2 separate regions of the Homo sapiens genome follow, and region 2 is linked to region 1. A link is an interaction called in ENCODE POLR2A ChIA-PET data of the cell type or tissue named here. Cell type or tissue: HCT116. All regions are shown on one strand. Links, peaks and the distances in the headings refer to the core of each region. The heading gives the core; the rest is flanking DNA.

Evidence for each region. ChIA-PET counts read pairs that join two places held together with the same protein. Peaks named below come from ENCODE experiments on the same cell type or tissue, not always from the same donor. Only the 100,000 strongest peaks of a DNase experiment are listed, where the experiment ranks them.
Region 2: POLR2A ChIA-PET joins it to region 1 with 5 read pairs; 2 of 35 experiments call an interaction of 5 or more read pairs at or near these places.

What each region holds. Positions count from the first base shown.
Region 1 is chr17:58,917,612-58,920,532 of GRCh38, forward strand. The region is part of intron 1 of PPM1E (protein phosphatase, Mg2+/Mn2+ dependent 1E); the gene reads left to right. Among named protein-coding and RNA genes, the nearest start is that of PPM1E, 160 kb to the left of the region's middle. In HCT116, for the core only: no CTCF peak of the experiment used is centred there; no DNase peak of the experiment used is centred there.
Region 2 is chr17:58,785,408-58,788,328 of GRCh38, forward strand. All of the region lies in intron 1 of PPM1E (protein phosphatase, Mg2+/Mn2+ dependent 1E), which reads left to right. Among named protein-coding and RNA genes, the nearest start is that of PPM1E, 31 kb to the left of the region's middle. In HCT116, for the core only: no CTCF peak of the experiment used is centred there; DNase peaks (open chromatin) are centred at 1,124 and 1,694.

The DNA.
Region 1 (2,921 bases), core at 161-2,660:
CAATTTTATGGTGAATTCAGAAGAGAAGCTATTGCTGGAAAATAAAATGACTTTGAGCCCTTCTATAGTATTTATCTACTGCCAACTATTTCTTCTCCTCATTATTAGAATAGTACATACTTTGTACTGTTGTGATTCTTCTGTGTAGAAAAAAGTTTTATAACTCATTTTGTTTTTTTTAGTTTTGTCATTTTTCATTTACTGACCAGATCAGATCTTTTCAAAGTCAAACTATAATTTTATTCTTTAGTTCCCTATGGAGTAGCATTTAAAGAAAATCATGGTAAATTACTCTATTCTTAGTTGGAATTTTATTTTACAGCTATGAATAAAAGCATTTTCCTAGATATTTTCCATAGAATTCCTGAAAATAGTTTCTCAGATCTTTCTCAGTATTAAAAGTCAGGCTGAGATTCTCATTTTGTCCCTAGTTGCTGTAATTTTGTTACTTCCCCCATCAGCATTCCCATTTCTTTTAATTTTTAAAATTCTTTTGGTTTATTTTCTGAGTTTAACAGTGGGGAATCCATTTGACTGTGCTCACAGCAGGTAGTAAGTACTATGGTAGACACTGGATTGGTTTCTTTGGATGGTTAAAAGAATAAGAGGGTAATTAAGCTTTTCTGAAGCTGCCAACTGTATTGGAGGTTTGGTGTACATTTAAGGCTTATTTAAAAATAGTTCCTTCAGAAACTGAACATTTAACCAGTAGAATTCCTAAGGGCATATCGTTTTTATCAGGTAGCGATTACTTAGATTACTAGAATTTGTGTCAAATAGATTTCCTCTTTCATATAAGACTAAGTCTAATGCTGTACTATCTCATTCTGACTTGTAATGTTAATTTATGATCTTTAGTAGGGTGCTTTTTACCTACCATAAACTCCCAAATATAGCTTTTTAAAATAATGTGTGCTTTAAAAATACATGCATCTTGTAATCCTAGCACTTTGGGAGGCTGAGGCTGGTGGATTGCCTGAGCTCAGGAGTTCCAGACCAGCCTGGGCAACACGGTGAAACCCCATCTCTACTAAAATACAAAAAATTCGCCGGGCATGGTGGCATGCACTTGTAGTCCCAGCTACTCGGGAGGCTGAGGCAGGAGAATTGCTTGAACCCTGGAGGCAGAGGTTGCAGTGAGCCGAGATCACACCACTGCACTCCAGCCTCGGTGACAAAGGGAGACTCCGTCTCAAAAAAAAAAAAAAAAAAAAAAAAAGCTTCTAAAAAACTGAATAGAAACGTTTATTCAGTTACTTTTAAAGATGCAGAATTAGCCAAAGCTTTGCTTCTTGAACTCAAAATCTAAATCTAGATAAAATGCAGAAAAGGGATTGCTTTTATGAGCTACAGTTATGAGGTCTAAAATTTTATCTACATAAGCTGGGATGTTGACATGTTTAAAACCCCAAACATTCTGTACTGAACCATAAATGGAAGCAGAGCTATAGTCTCCAGAGTTGTAATTTTCCCAGTGGTTTGATTCAGAGTACTTTGAAAAGGTAATTTAAATTTAAATTTGAAAGGGAGAAATGCCTAAAGGTTTTATGGCTCTCAGAAGATAATGGATAGGAATAGTCATTGTATGTGAGAGAAGGAAGAAAACCATAAGAGAAATGTGGCATTTAGAAACATGTACTAAACCTGGTGGAAGAATAGAAATTGATAGATGGAAAGAGGTGATGTAGGGAAAATATACAGTCATTGAACTTGAGAGTTCTTGAATAGTTAACATTCAGCTTTCATTCTATTCATTTAATAAATATTTACTGAGTACCTTCTGTGTGCTTTTTGGCACCGTGGTTTTAAGCAGATAAGTGTCAATGACATAACTAATTTTAAACTTTCTGTTTTGAAACCATTTTAGATTTACAGCGAGTTGAAAAGATAGAGGCTGGGCACGGTGGCTCACACCTGTAATCCCAGCACTTTGGGAGGCCGAGATGGGAGGATCACCTGAGATCGGGAGTTTGAGACCAGCCTGACCAACATGGAGAAACCCTGTCTCTACTAAAAACACAAAAAATTAGCTGGGCGTGGTGGTGCATGCCTGTAATTCCAGCTACCCAGGAGGCTGAGGCAGGAGAATCACTTGAACCAGGGAGGGGGAGGTTGCAGTGAGCCGAGATCACACCATTGCACTCCAGCCTGAACGACAAGAATGAAACTCTGTCTCAAAAGAAAAAAGGAAAAAAAAAGATAGAGAGTTCTTTCTCCCAGGTGCTACATGATTGTGGTACATTACTCAAAACTAAGAATTTACCATTGGCACTGACAGTTTTAAAGGACATATCTTATCTGGCACTTGCTGGCAGAATAAACTATGGGGTCAGGGGAGGGCAGGGTAGAAGCAGGGAGATCAGTTAGTAGTTGATGACATTAATCCAGGGGAAGCATAGTAATGATGGTTTAGACTAGGTGTTTATCTATAAAAGTGGTAACAGGTAGTCGGATTTTGAAAATAGAACCAAGAAGATTTGCTGATGGATTGGATTTGGGATGTGAGATAAACAGAGGAATCAAAATGACTCTAAGATTTTTGGAAAGGAGTCATTTCTAAAAATGGAAAATGAGTTTTAGCACTAAACTTACTGTCCTTCCTTCCACACCAACCTTACTGCCTTTCTCTCCACAACTCTTTAAAAGTTTTAGTTATTTCATTATCTACACAGACAATCCTCCAATGCTCAGATATCTCTGTTTCTTGACCTCCTCACCTCCAGTGATCTTGTCTTCCACCTCAATTTAGTCACCTGCTCATAAGATCATCCTCTAGGCTATGTCGTTACTAATAACTAAACCTTCATTTTAAGCATTCTACTCTCCTCCCACAACTCCTGTCTTTCCAGCCCTCTCCCTGTAGTATATGGACTTCAACAATTTTAACTCCAACAGGACCTTGGATCCATTTTCTCTATGAT
Region 2 (2,921 bases), core at 94-2,593, 130 kb before region 1:
TCTTCTGCCTCAGCCTCCCAGAGTAGCTAGATGTACCACACCTGGCTAATTTATATATATATATATATATATATATATATATAGTAGAACCAGGATCTCTTTATGTTGCCCATGCTGGTCTTGAACTCCTGGCCTCTAGTGATTTTCCTGCCTCAGCCTCCCAAAGTGCCGGGATTACAGGCATGAGCCACCTTGCCCAGCCATAACTTTTATTTTTTATAAAAAATATAATAAAAACTATGGAAGATAGGAGAGAAAGTACAGTAACCACGACCCCCCCAGTCTTAGGGGGATGCGTTCCAAGACCCCCAGTGGATGACTGAACTACAGATAGTACCAGACCCAGTTGCTGATTGTATTAATTGAAACACGTTTCAGTTCATGTTTTCCACCCACAAATTTACTGCCTTTTCCATCTTAACTGAGCACTTATCACACACTGTGGCTATAACTTTTGCAGTTTGAGGTGTGACAGGAAAACTAACATGAATCTCTTTTTCCTTCACAATTTCATGGGGTTGGGGGAAGATTCATTCTTACCATAAATCTCAGCAACCTCAGCATATGATTTTTTTCTTTCTTGAAATCAAGAACTTTCACCTTTTCACTTTTTTTTTTTTTTTTTGAGACAGAGTCTCACTCTGTCGCCCAGGCTGGAGTACAGTGGCGCAATCCCGGCTCACTTCAAGCTCCGCCTCCCGGGTTCACGCCATTCTCCTGCCTCAGCCTCCCAAGTAGCTGGGACTACGGGCACCTGCCACCACACCTGGCTAATTTTTTGTATTTTTAGTAGAGACGGGGTTTCACCATGTTAGCCAGGATGGTCTCCGTCTCCTGACCTCGTGATCTGCCCGCCTCGGCCTCCCAAAGTGCTGGGATTACAGGTGTGAGCCATCGGGCCTGGCCACCTTTTCACTTTTAAGGAAGCACTTTATGGCTTCTCTTTAGCATATCTGAATTGCCAGCATCACTACTTTTGCAATTTGGGACCATTATTAAGTAAAATAAGAGTTCCTTGAATACAAACATTGCTATAATGTTACCTGACAGTTGATCTGATAGCCAGCCTGGCTGCTAAATTACTAACAGCTGGTAGCATGCACAGCATAGATACACTGGACAAAGGGATGATTCATGTCCCAGGCAGGACGGAGTGGGATGATGCAAGATTTCATCGGGCTGCTACAGAATGGCGTGCAGTTTAAAACTTATGAATTGTTTATTTGTAGAATTTTCCATTAAATATTTTTGGATTGCAGTTGACCATGGGTAACTAAAACTTCAAAAAGTAAAACCATGAATAAAGAGAGACTACTGTAATGCATAATTCTGCCACCGTTACACAACTTCCATATTATTGTTTTTGTTGTTGCCTAATGTTCATCTGCAGTTTATACATAATTTAATAATTAGTCCCTTATTTTGAATATTTAAGTTTAATATTTATTATTTAAATAACATTGCAATCATAATCTTTGTGCATAAGCTATTAGCTTTCTATTGCTTAATTTTCTTTGACACATTTCTGAAAGGATTTCTTCTAAACATATATTGAAAACCACTAGGGGTTAGTTACATAATTTTGATTTTGAAAATTCTGAAGTAGAGGGTGTTAAATAAATTGGCCCATTTAACATTACAATAGCAGCTGATGCGGACCTCTGGCTGTGGGTCAGGCAATGTGCCAAATAGTTGTGTGCATAATCATATTTAGTTCTTACTCAAATTCTATTAGATAAGGAATTCAAGGCTCAGAAAAGTTTGATAACTTGCCCAAAGTCATATAACTAGTAAATGGCAAAGATGGCATACAGGGCTGTGTGACTCTCAAACCTCAGTGGCTCCCATACTGGACATAAACAGTTATGATGGCAAGATTCCCACAGTAATACATTAGATTAAATATTTTGTACAGAAATTCTCTGAATACACATGACTTAAGTACTAATGCATTATTGGCCCAAATTTTTCTTTTTTTTCTTTTCTTCTTTTTTTTTTAACCCACAGCTAATATGATAGCTTAATATTTGTTTGGTAAAAATGGAAATCTAAAAATGGATTTTTCTCTGGAGATTTAATAATTCGTTATTCTTGGACCCATGGACTAATCATTTTGTATTATTTCCATGTGTGTAGCACTTACCATTCCAAAGAGTCTAGAGAGTATACATAACCATACAGAAGTTGTTTCACTTATGAGTACTTTAGTAAAGAAATGGGGCCAGGCACGGTGGCTCACACCTGTAATCCCAGCACTTTGGGAGGCCGAGGCGGGCGGATCACCAGGTCAGGAGATGAGACCATCCTGGCTAACAGGGTGAAACCCCATCTCTACTAAAAATACAAAAAATTAGCCAGGCGTGGTGGCAGGCGCCTGTAGTCCCAGCTACTCGGGAGGCTGAGGCAGGAGAATGGTGTGAACCTGGGAGGTGGAGCTTGCAGTGAGCCGAGATCGCACCACTGCACTCCAGCCTGGGCAACAGAGTAAGACTCTGTCTAAAAAAAAAAAAAAAAGAAAAGAAAGAAAAAAATGGTTTTGGCCGTGTTCAGAGTTTTCTTTAAAACATGAAAATGCCAGTTCTGTACAAATTCTTGTTCCAAATTTCTATTTTTGCAGTCTTTCAGCACATCAAACTGTATAAACTTTTTTTCTTCTTCCCTGAGATGGAGTCTTACTCTGTCGCCCAAGCTGGAGTGCAGTAGCCCGATCTCAGCTCACTGCAACCTCTGTCTCCTAGGTTCAAGCGATTCTCTTGCCTCAGCCTCCCAAGTAGCTGGGATTACAGGCGCTCGGCACCACACCCAGCTAATTTTTGAACTTTTAGTAGAGACGAGGTTTCACCGTGTTGGCAAGGCTGATCTCGTACTCTTGACCTCAAGTGATCCACCTGCCTCGGCCTCCCAAAGTGCTGGGTCTGTAT